Regions from separate parts of the Homo sapiens genome. Here regions 1 and 2 are each linked to region 3. Evidence: chromatin contacts called from ENCODE Hi-C or POLR2A ChIA-PET data. All regions are on one chromosome and are shown on one strand. The core of a region is the stretch at or near the end of the contact, and the rest is flanking DNA. Distances in the headings are between cores, read along the strand shown. Region 1 overlaps BNC2 (basonuclin zinc finger protein 2). Region 2 has its middle 130 kb from the start of CNTLN. Region 3 holds the start of BNC2 (basonuclin zinc finger protein 2).

Region 1 (3,765 bases), core at 266-2,765, 240 kb before region 3:
TAGTCAAATTATGAAACAAAAAAAATGCTGTGCTTTCTTTGGATAAAATTAATGTCAGCTTTGCGTCCTTAAACCAGACCCGATCGGGAAATGAAATATGTTTAGTCCTGAAATAGTTGTGGTAATTCAATCCCTGCACTCTCCTTATTTTCTTGATGACAAAGAAAAACTCCCAACTGGCAGGGCCACCTGCACTGATTACTCCTCCATCCACACCCACAGAATATGAAAATGAGCCAATGATCATTAACCTTAATTTCTTCTAACATAAACCTCAGCTCTTTTTCAGTCTTGCTACTCAGGGAACTCCCCTGAGATAAAGGAAAAGAGAACGGGGGAAATAAGGAAACAGGGAGTGAATGCTCAGAGCAAAAGGCGGGGGGCGGTCCAAGTGAAAAGCGGAATCCACTGGCGTTTTAAAAACTGCACAGCCGGCTTATTAAACTTCATACAGAAAAGAGGTTACAAAGATAAAGAGATTCTGAGGCATCACTAACTCTCTAGATAGTGGGATACTTTCCTTTCTGAGCAAACAATGAGAAAGGCTGCTTCCTCTCCACCCTCCCTATCCCCGACCCTGGGCATCGCACTCCTCTACCTAGACATCACTATAAAAAGACAGCCAACAATAAAGATGGGTCTGGACAGTAGGAATGCATGTGTGGCGGTATGATCTCTAGTATGAGGACCAAAGGACCTCTACAACCAAAAGAGATTTCCAAGGTAAGCACTTGCAATTACAGTGGAGAATGTCTAGCACCTTCTGGTCATTCACATTCAAATACAGCCAACTGGAATCATTTTTGGTCCAAGCTGTGTGGAGCTAGATACCATTAGCATTACATCATCTTCTAATGGATGAGGAGCTAGTTGGGGCCCTTAAAAGAAACACAACTTGGAGGGGAGCAGGAAACCTTCAGAAATGCCAGTCTCTTTAGCACAGACATGTGTACTGAAAATTGTCTTGTAATGTTTGCCTACAGACCTTGGTATATCTAAAGAGGACTCCTCAAAGATAAGACCACAAAAGTGAGGAACAATTCAACAAGGCAACCACACATGACCCTGTGTAAAGCATTCCTGAAGCTGAAGGGAAAACAAACTTCAAAAATCATGACATTGCTGAATGAAAGCAGAAAGTCTTTAAAATGCGAGTTTTTCATTAAAAATATTAAATGCAAAGGCGATAAATGCTTAAAGAATATAATAAAAGTCGAAGTGTTTTTTCCTGCAAGTACATTTGCAAGATGCATGGTGCCCACCCAGTGCAGGCAGACAGAGCAAAACTTTCATCTCTCAGTTATCCCCTCATTATTTCAACCACAAATCAAGTAGCAGTCATGAGGAGGGTGAGACAGAAAGGCAGAGAAAATAAACAACAACAAAGACAGAGACCTGGTTGCAATTTAGTATTGGATTCAGAAGCCCAATTTAAACTAAAACCTGGCTCTGGGGTGCTGGCCCTCATCTCCTTCTTGCCTAGCCTACGAAACGTAAAAGGCAAACACACACACACACACACACACCCTGTATTCTCTTTTCTTTCTCCTTTTTTTCCTTCCGTAATCAGGCTCTCAAATGTCAACGGTCCCCTCTGGAAGGAAGCGAGAACAGGGTATTGAAGTATGCAGTGCCATGAGTCATCTTACTAGATGCTCTAGCAACTGCCTGTGACCCAGCAGTGAGCCAAGATAGCAGGGCTTTTAATAAAGCAGCACGTTTGCACACTCACAGCCCTGTTAATTTAATACCTGCCGCTTGTTTACCAAACAGCACGGGCATGTCTCCGTGTCGGTAACTTCCCAGTGACAGTGAGGCGACTGAATCAGGGCATGGAACAGATGCACCTTTTTACGCTCTGTTACACTGTGTCACAGACTACAGCCCCTGAGCGCATTCCTTTATTTATCCTGCAGCCAGTTGAGCTAATTGTCAGAGACAGACCTGGTTCTAATTCTGCAGAGTCCAGCAACTGCTGGAGTGTATGTAGTGAGGCATGAACGGTGCAGAACTTTAGAAGGGAACAGTTGAAAAACAGAGTCTGAGGGTAGAGGCATAATCTGCCAATATTTTACTTAGACTTTGAAAATACCACCTGTCTCAATAGCAGGCTATGGGAGTGGGGACAAAAGTAAAACAACTCCAGTGTCAGAATGAAGCAGAAGCAAGCAAATGTCAAAGCATATTCCTATGTAAGGAGAACACAACACAGCAGCAATGGCATTCATTTTCCAAAGAATATGGTTCGGCCTGTGCAGTTGTAAAATATTCACAAGCTCAAAAACCTGGTGATAACAGGCCAATATTCAATGCGGCTCACACCAGCAGTTCTGCACAATACCAGGATTGAGCATTACAGAGATACTGTGATGCAAGCCCATTAATGACACCAAAATTACTTAAAAGACTAGTCTCTCAATCCTCCAGCCATACAATTTGAGTCTGCTTGATCATGTGTAGACAAAGAAACTCCCATTTATTGTTCTCCTCACACCCTGTGGTATTAGAAGTGTTTCTTATGAGCTGTAATACCATACTCATATTTTATCAGTAGCAAGAGTTCACTCCAGTTAAAGTTCTTCACCCGTCATGGGCATTTTTCAGCAAATTAATGTCTTTTACTTGCATGACTTCCCTTCATATTATAATTTGGGGTTTAAACGGATCATAATACTTTGCAGAAAGTAAAAAGAGAAAAAGAGCTCAGTGTTGATAATTTTTACCACTTATGACTGAATGACCTCAACTGAGGAATAAAAAATTAAGTCATTTGTCTTATGAGGTACAAAGGACATTTTACGGTGTACAATTTAGCTAATAACGGGTTCAGGCCAATCCTTAAGAAGTCACATGTTTCCATTGTCCCTTCACCCCCTGCTTGTGTTTTTACCACATCCTAACAAAAACATGACCAGAACTGGTGAAAAACATACGGTTCCAACTAATGAATCACATACTTTCCCGCAAGTACAGTAAGTACTACCAGCTGTGTGACAGTCTTGCTTTGGCAGTGGGACCAGCTTAGAACAAGCCGGCTCATCTGAAAGCAGCTGTACTGAAAAACCACAAGCAATATAAGTGTGTCTGCCTTCTCAGGGCGGCTTTGTCTCTGTTCTATGTCTCTGCTCTGTCCCCATAATGTGCCAGCCATCTTGTTTAGAGAAAGTTTCAGAAATTACAGTGGTAGGGAGAAAATCCACACATTCAAAAACCTTAAGTTTTCAGAAAATGTTGTCACTTTATCAAGTGGAACGCCGTGAGAGGTCAATTAAAGGAAAACACCTCTCTCCCACATCCAGCCTTCCACATGCATCTTTTGGGGTTTGCCTTAGATGTAAAAGTGTGCGTATTTATGTATCTAAATAAGTGAGGTGGGAAACAGGGGGAGGAACGGCACAGGATCCAGCTACTTACAGATGGGCTGAGGCATGCATGCGAACACACACAAACACACACGCAGAGCAATTCGCAGATTATCAACTCATGCCATGAGCTACTGCAAAAAAGTTCTATGATTTTAAACTTGCCATTTATACAACAATAAGCTTCATTTGTAACCACAAAGCATTCTGAAAAAGATTCCCTGGCAAGCCCCAGATATTTTTACACAAATGCACTTTTCCTTTCTGTGAAACAACATTCAACTGGATAATCATTGCTGTTAAAGGGAAAGAAAGTCCAACAGCATTGGTCTAGAAATTTAAGTGGAAATAGTAGGATTTTTAAACTTCTGTAGTGTCTGAAGGCAATAAGTAATTAAAATTT
Region 2 (3,879 bases), core at 1,227-3,726, 130 kb after region 3:
ATACATAAGAAAATAATGTGAAATGGCTTAATTGTGATGTTTGAACTGGAATAGTCACTGGGCTTATATTCTATAAGGAAGTAAGCCCCTGTCAATGTTCACTGTGGCTTACTGAACATAATACTGAAAAATTATGGCTGGGTGCGGTGGCTAACGCCTGTAATCCCAAAACTTTGGGAGGCCGAGGCGGGCGGATCACGAGGTCAGGAGATTGAGACCATCCTGGCTAACACGGTGAAACCCCGTCTCTACTAAAAATACAAAAAATTAGACGGGCGTGGTGGCACGTGCCTGTAGTCCCAGGTACTCGGGAGGCTGAGGCAGGAGAATTGCTTGAATCTGGGAGGCGGAGGTTGCAGTGAGCCGAGGTTGCGCCACTACACTCCAGGCTGGGTGACAGAGCGAGACTCTGCCTCAAAAAAAAAAAAAAAAAAAAACAAAAAAAAAATTATGGTTAATATTTGTTCTCTCTAAAGAGAATGTATGAAAGAAGTATGAATTTGTTGGTTGGAAACATTTTCAGTCCAACAATCTCCTCTACACTAAAATTACAATCTTTATTAGCTGGGCATGGTGGCACGTGCCTGTAGTCCCATCTACTCAGGAGGCTGAGGCAGGAGAATCACTTGAACCTAGGAGGCGGAGGTTGCAGTGAGGCGAGCTCATGCCACTGCACTCCAGCCTGGGTGACAGAGTGAGACTCCGTCTCAAAAAATATATGTTTTTAAATAGAGATAATTCTATAGTAAAAACAATGTACATACATTGTTAAAATTTCTGAGAGTATAAAAAAAAAAAGGAAGAAGGGGGAAAAGAACCACATGGACCTTTTATGTTTGGGTTCAACCCAGAAAGCTTGTCACATCTGAAATTTAATAAAGGCAACAGCAAAAACCAAAGGGGTGTGATTTGCATCATCTATGAATCACTTATTGCAAGTAACACTCCTTCAAGGAATTGTAAATTGCTGGATGTAGTCTTACATTCTGTTTTCATTTTCTATTTGACAAAATGTTGTGGTTGCTCTTTTTTTCAGTGGCTGTTATTTTATGTGTTGTTCCTGCCTCTCTATTGATTTTAGAGAAATGGTCTTTTAGACAGCTAAGTAAATATAAAGAAATATTTGTATAGTAAAATACTATAGTATAATAGGATGTGAAGACACTCTGCCTGTAAGAAATACTTATGAGTTGCCTCACTAGTAGCCAAGATGTGATTCACAGAGCTGGCTGAGCAGGCATGAGAGCTGTGGAAGCTGGTTAAAGAGAAAAACCTGGTACTCCGGCACATTTCAAGTCATGTTCTGTAAATTTCAGCTATATGGTGAGTCTCCACAGAAAGCCTATATGCAAATTTCCTTATAGTCATTTATACTGTAACTTAGGAGTAAAGTTGATATAAATCAAGCATAAGTTATTTTTGTAGTAATTAGAATTTAAAATTTTTAAAATTCAGCTTCTCCTTTTATGTTGATTTAGTAATAAAACCAAAACTCAGTGATTAACACACAACTTTAATAAATCTCGTGTGTAGTCATCCTTTCAAATTCAGAGACATACCAAGATGCGTGAACTTTGGATTTGGGCATATCTATACCCCCAAAGTAGCTGAACTACAGATTTTCAAACCGTCTTTTGGAAAGAGTTGACAGTAAGCTAGAGATTTTGTTGGCTAAATTTTGTCACAAAGTCATTTTCTAAACCTCTGAGTTTATAACTGCCAGAAACAAAGAGTAATAAGAAAAGTGCTGATGACAGAATAATTTACAAGAGGGGTATATGGGGGCTTTTTAAACTACAACACTGAACTGGGAATTAGGAATCCTGGGTATCTCATCCGTCCTGCCACTAATTCTCTTTGTAACCTTGGGTGAGTCACTTGACCTTTGTTGTGGCTTGACTGCCCATTGGTGCACTCAGAGAGAGAGAGAGAGAGGCCTTAAAATAACGAGATGGAAGGTGCTACGAAGGTGCAGAGTATCACAGCCTTTCCACGACTCTCTGATTTTACTTTTCATGAAAATTATTAACATTTGGCAAAGAGTCATTACTCGACAATTTATTATCCTGTTCAAATCCAGGTAGGTTAAAAGTTTAAACTTTTTTATACCAAAAGTCAAGTCTCTTTTGCTTTATAGAAACCCCAGATACCACATGGTAAAAAAAAAAAAAAAATCAAAAAAGCTTATGAAGTTCATTTGAAAAGCCTCTTTTCTGGCACATAGGCTCTGCATTATAATGAAATATTCCATTGAAACGTCTGCTCTTGGCACCATGAACGGAGAAAAGTCTTGTGTTTGTATACTCTGTGAAGTTGAACAACAATTTCCAACATATGTTAGGAGAGGCTGCCCTCTTTGGAGATGGGAAAATGGATAGCCCCAGAGGGAAAAGAAAACCGAGCGCTGAAAAGTTTTTGTTAATCTTTTACTGGTGAAACAGAGCTGGGAGCAGAGCAGCCTGTTGGCTGCAGAGAAGGCTGGAGCCAAAAGGCCCGGCCCACAGGAAATGAACGCTGTCCTCCTCAGCGAGGCTACTTAAGCGGAGAGAAAACATTTACAGTACTTGTAATTACGATGGTTTTCGGCACCTAAATTGTCATAAATCACATTTATAAAAGCCATCTTCGCACCAGTCAAATTTTGAAAGCTGCAAAATATATTCAGCTGGTGGGTAGTTTGAAACGGTGGTACATATGTTTGGAATAAATACATGTTATAATTATGGTTTTTAATACTGGGAGCTTTCTTATGAGGATTTATACTCACATACTGATGATAATGGAGTACATTGTGAACATAATAAAGTGGTGATGGGTGGTATTTGTTCCAGCATTTCTGCAAAATACTACTTCCAACTCTGAGGGGTATGTTCCTATGTAAATCCCCATACATCAAGATAAAAATATACTTCTCAGTGTATTTCCTGGAGCAAACTACCTAGAGAGAAAATACCTGCATTTTCACAACCAATTCATGGATCTTAAAACATAATTATGTCTTATTGCATTGTTGATCCCAGAGCAGTATTTGAATTAAAAAGGAGTGCCAATAGAATTGGTAGAAAGTAAAAGAGCTCTATTTTATAGCCAAGAGCATGGTGGAGCGAAATCTAGTTTTAATAAAAGACTAGTATCATAATAAGCAGATGAATCTAACTGGTAATTAGAGTTTTTATTACATATGTATTACCTAACACCAAAGCCTATTCTACCAAGCAGAAAACGAAGGGGAGAGATGGGTAATGAATTATATAGTCTGGTAGGGCCAAGGAGAAATCTGAATTAACTCTTTACACAGTTCTGATACATTGGACAACTGTACTTTGGACTGGGGACCTGGTCTGAGATATCTTTCTCTATAGTAATCTTTCATTCAATCATTTACTCATTTGACAAATACTTGCTAAGCACCCCTTGTATGCCAGACACTAGCCTAGACGCTGAGGGCAGAAACGAGTAAGTCAAGTTTCTGCCTTAAAAGTTTCTGCCTTTGAGAGAAATAGAGTCATAAATAAATACAACAGAACAGATGATGTGCACAGATAGAGATATAAATAGTAATTTTTGTCTGGGCATGCATTTTCACTGTAAACTCTATAATAGAGGACATATATTATGGGTTTCTTGTTCCTGGCACTGGTCAGAGATCATAGCAGTCTAGGCAAGGAACTTGTTTAAAACTGAGCTTGGTAAGCAGATTCAGGGTGATATCCTACAGCTCTTGGTCTTACTTCATTTCCATAAGCATTTTAAAAGTGTGGGTCTCTGCTTATTGCGAAGGTATGTATTCCATAGGATCCCTTTTCTGTTTTGACAGTTTCTGTCTTAGTCCAGAAAATGTGATTAGACTGATGAGTTTACAGCCTACTGTGGGAATGC
Region 3 (3,886 bases), core at 131-2,630:
TACGTCAGTTTTACAACAGCTTGACTCTAGGGTAAATGGGAACCATCATAAATCGCACGCTGCTTTCAAAACCACTTTAATTTCTGTCAGCGTTACTGTAACCACAGTCCTGGGCTCTTGCTTTTGTGTGTGTGTGTGTGTGTACGCGCCCCTGCATTTGACAGTCCCATCTCCTACACTCCAGTTGTGACTTTGATCACTGAAACAAGAGATGTCACATTAGGGAGCAGGGAAGAGGAAAAAATGCCAACCCGCTATCTCACCTGTATTCTCATATGTTCCCTCTATATACGGAATACACCATGTCAGATCCCCAAGTGGGGGTAACAATAGCGACGCTGGGAGGAAGCAAACTAAAAAGAAGGGAGTGGTCAAGCCCCATTTCTAACAAATCACTTCCCCGAAAGCGGACAGAGCGGCTCATCACCAGGCGAACTAATTGCACGCTTCCTCGCTGCAAAGAAGTCGCTTCTCGTAGAGGGGCTGTGCTGGAGTCTCGCTTGGCAAAGCCAGCCCATCTCCTCCACCACTTGCACTTGGAACTTTTTTTCAACCTTAAACTCACTTCACAGGAGATTTCACCTAGGGTTTTTCAGCATATATAATTTTTTATTCTGCTCCCTCCCCAGGCCCCAAATCCCACCCTCCAGTCAACGTGCAAGTAAAACAAATCGGCTCCTATAGAATTGCACTTCGAAAAGAGCCGTCTCTGCAAGGTTGATTTTCCTGCCCTGCGTTCTGCACCTTCTCCGTAAAGCCTGCGGGAGCATTTCCTCCCATCTCCATTTACCACGGGAAGATTCCGAATGTGAAGACAAGGGGAGAGGAAGAGTCAACGTGCCGGGCCCGGGCGGCTGCGCCCCAGCGCACCCGGCACCCACGCCCAGCCGCCGGTCCCTCACTCGGCGGCAAGTTGTAAAAGTTCCCGTAGGTCCCAGCCGCCTTCCTCTCTTCCCCGAGCTCCTGCCAGCGCTCCATTCATCCCCCACTCCCCTCCACCTCGTCCCCCCAGCCCGTCCCCAACGCCCTGGAGCCTCCCCTAGCCAGCCGCTCACCTTCGCGCGGAAGCCGCGAGCGGGGCCGACCTTGAGAAGCCCCCTCTCACGTGCACCCTCCCACCTAGAGCTCGCCTCAGAAACTTGGGGCCAAGTTTAGGGGAGGCCACTGGGAGCGCAGCGGGGATCAGGTCGGACCGGGGTTCTGGTCCCCGGCCCGCCCTCCTCAGCGCCCCTTGCCCCTCACGCCGCGGGCCGGAGGGCGGACACGGCCCCCGGGCGGCCCCGGTGGCGCTCGGGCGCGGGGGTCATTTCTGAGGAAGTCTAGAATAAAAGAGGAAGGAGGGTGGAAACTTCTTACCATCTCGGCATGCTGGTTGTCAAGTGCAGCCCCCGCCTCTTGGTCTCCTCTTAGCGGCCGCGCCTGGACCAGCCCCTCGGCCGCCGCTGGCTCCCTCCGTCTCGGCCTTTCTCTCCCTCCCCCTCCGAGTTCCTCCGGGCCTCCGCTCTCGCCGCCTCCGCCTCCCCGCCCGCCCGCGCGCGCCCTCGCCGCGGCCCCTCTGCGCTCAGGTGACTGATTTACACTCGCGCCGGGGTCGCGCTCGCGCCCCGAGTCCCAGCCGGCACGGTTCCCCGGCTCCTCCTCGGGACAAAAAAAAAAAAAAAGGGAACGGCTTGTCCCGGGAGGGGGCTGCCCTGCTCGCGGGAGGCGGGGGACCGGCGGGCGAGGTGACCTCGGCGGCCGTGCAAGCCCCACAAGTTTTTCCTCTCTCTGCAGAATTGTCGTGACTACAATGTTGCTTCCCTTTTGCAAAATAAAAGTCGGTCGTTGTGTTGTTTGTCCTCAGAGGTCCAGGGGCTTGGGGAAGGAGGATGTATGTTTCTCCCTCCCCCCACCGCCCCGTGACTTCTTTGGGGGCTTGTTTGTTGTTTGGGTTGTTCTTGCTCTCTCTTTCTGGGGATGGAAAAAACAACTTTGTGGGGATGGAAAAACAACCCTGGCGCCCCCCCCCCCCCCCGGGGAGCTGCGGGCGTGGAGGTAGAGGTGGCCGCTAGCGCCCAGCTGTCACACACACACAAAAAAAAATTGCGGGGCGGGGGTGGGGAGCGGAGCAAGGAGAGGAGGCTGCGAAACGCCGAGGAAAGGGCGCGAACTTTATTCCGACTGCAGCAAACCGCGGCAGCTCTTTCCTTTTCGGGCACTCGGGCGTCTCTGTCCCCTTTGACCAGTTCCTCCTCCCCAGCCCCGCACGCCCCCTCCTCCCCTGCCCCTTCCCCAGCGTCCCAGCCGCGGCCGACCCGGCTCCCCGCGACCCTCTCAGCCCAGCTCCTCCGCGCGCCGCTGGGGAGAAGGCGAGTGAGGCGGAGGAAAACCCAGCGGACAGAAACCTGGGACGCGAACGTGCTGGGAGAAAAGGCCAAAAGTTGCGCGCAGCTGGGGGAAAAAAGTTTTTCTGGTGGCGGAGCGTTTTGTGCCGGCCCAGACGCCGGCTTGCGGCGAGGGCTTCCTTCCCTTTCCCGTGGTCTGGGCCGCGGGCCTCGGGCTGGAGAGGAAGGAGGCTGTCGCGCCCGCGGGGGAAAGAACAGTCACATCTGTGGGTGACACTCAGCCGACCCAAGTCACCCTGCCCTGGAGACTCAGAAACGCCGACTACAGCCTAAGCGCGCACACGCCTGCAGCTGAACGATATTTCTTAAATACAGGCAAAACACACTCCCCGGCCGCAAGAATGGGGCGGGGGTGGGGGGGGAGCTTAATCATCATCATCTAACTAACGTACACTTTGTGCCAAAAACATCTCCGAGTTATGCAGATTTATCATAACTACAGCAAACTTTCTGGTTATCTAACATGGGAGGAAGGCATAGGTTTCAAGCATACTCCCTGAGCACTAAGAAATCAGAGAATCGGCGAAGACTTGGCAGAACAGCAGGTATGGTTACCGGTTCCTAGTGAAAAGTGAGAATCATCCCTTCTTCCCTTCTCTCTTCCTCAAACGGAGAGAGAGAGAGAGAGAGACTACTTAATTGCATTCAGAGGACAGAATTAAATTCCTTTGAAAATATGTAGCCTTGGAATTACATGGTTTTATTTTCTTTGCAGAGTCCGGTCTTAGTTTAATATAAATTTTCACAGTAACTGATTTTTTTAAATTTTTCGGGAGCCGCTGATGAGAGTCCCAAGTAGCCACAGCTGTCTTGAAAATGTGATTAGGTGGCCGGGCGCGGTGGCTCACGCCTATAATCCAACTTTGGGAGGCCGAGGCGGACGGATCGCCTGAGGTCAGGAGTTCGAGACCGGCCTGACCAACATGGTGAAACCCCATCTCTACTAAAAATACAAAAATTAGCCAACTGTGGTGGCGGGCGCCTGTAATCCCAGCTACTCAGGAGGCTGAGGCAGGAGAATTGCTTGAACCCGGGAGATGGAGGTTGCAGTGAGCCGAGATCGTGCCATTGCACTCCAGCCTGGGCGACAGAGGGAGACTCCATCTGCAAAAAAAAAAAAAAAGAAAGAAAATGGGATTAGGCTTATTATTCACGTGGATCCAGCTTTTTAACACGCACTTGCAGTTCCCTATACTGATTGGGTCCAAATTCCTGACTGTTTCCTGGCCCTTTCAAAGATTTCTGCATTCGTGGATTCTGTGCATCATTTTGTTGTGGAAAAATGTGTGGTAAACACTTCTCGCATATTATTTATCGTAAATACCTTAGAGTTCTGGGGACAGGTTGCATCTGCAGGTTTCCAATGAAAGACAAGATTACTTCTCTCACTACAGCATAAATCAAAGTATAGACTAGATCTCCCAACGACCATCTATATATATATATATTTAAATGTGTGTTATCTAAGAAGGCTCATCTTTAAATGATTTGATTAAGGTGTA

Evidence for each region. Hi-C counts contacts between places; a loop is a spot of excess contacts on that map. ChIA-PET counts read pairs that join two places held with the same protein, here RNA polymerase II (POLR2A). Pooled maps may share reads with other maps.
Region 1: a map of PC-3 shows a loop between it and region 3 (3-fold over the local background). The contact joins the enhancer-like site here to the promoter of BNC2 in region 3. A Hi-C loop is called at or near these places in 3 of 168 maps with a recorded cell type or tissue (PC-3, chondrocyte and gastrocnemius medialis) and 9 of 50 pooled maps. POLR2A ChIA-PET finds 5 or more read pairs at or near these places in 2 of 52 experiments (AG04450 and HEK293).
Region 2: a loop to region 3 is called in a map of posterior vena cava, with 2.8 times the contacts of the local background. The contact joins the enhancer-like site here to the promoter of BNC2 in region 3. A Hi-C loop is called at or near these places in 5 of 168 maps with a recorded cell type or tissue (IMR-90, esophagus squamous epithelium, gastrocnemius medialis and 2 more) and 6 of 50 pooled maps. POLR2A ChIA-PET finds 5 or more read pairs at or near these places in 2 of 52 experiments (AG04450 and endothelial cell of umbilical vein).

The regions. Positions count from the first base shown.
Region 1 is chr9:16,625,175-16,628,939 of GRCh38, forward strand. The region is part of intron 3 of BNC2 (basonuclin zinc finger protein 2); the gene reads right to left. Among named protein-coding and RNA genes, the nearest start is that of BNC2-AS1, 100 kb to the right of the region's middle. RefSeq lists an enhancer at 1,790-2,323. Within about 2 kb of position 1,516, at least 12 of the 41 ENCODE cell types and tissues checked have a DNase peak (open chromatin) inside an H3K27ac peak, as active enhancers do; they include PC-3 and gastrocnemius medialis, where a contact is called at or near this core.
Region 2 is chr9:17,002,840-17,006,718 of GRCh38, forward strand. No RefSeq gene overlaps it. Among named protein-coding and RNA genes, the nearest start is that of CNTLN, 130 kb to the right of the region's middle. Within about 2 kb of position 2,477, at least 7 of the 41 ENCODE cell types and tissues checked have a DNase peak (open chromatin) inside an H3K27ac peak, as active enhancers do.
Region 3 is chr9:16,869,290-16,873,175 of GRCh38, forward strand. It overlaps BNC2 (basonuclin zinc finger protein 2), which reads right to left and starts at 1,381. Exons shown (of 7, transcript NM_017637.6): 1 at 1,357-1,381. The coding sequence starts at 1,359.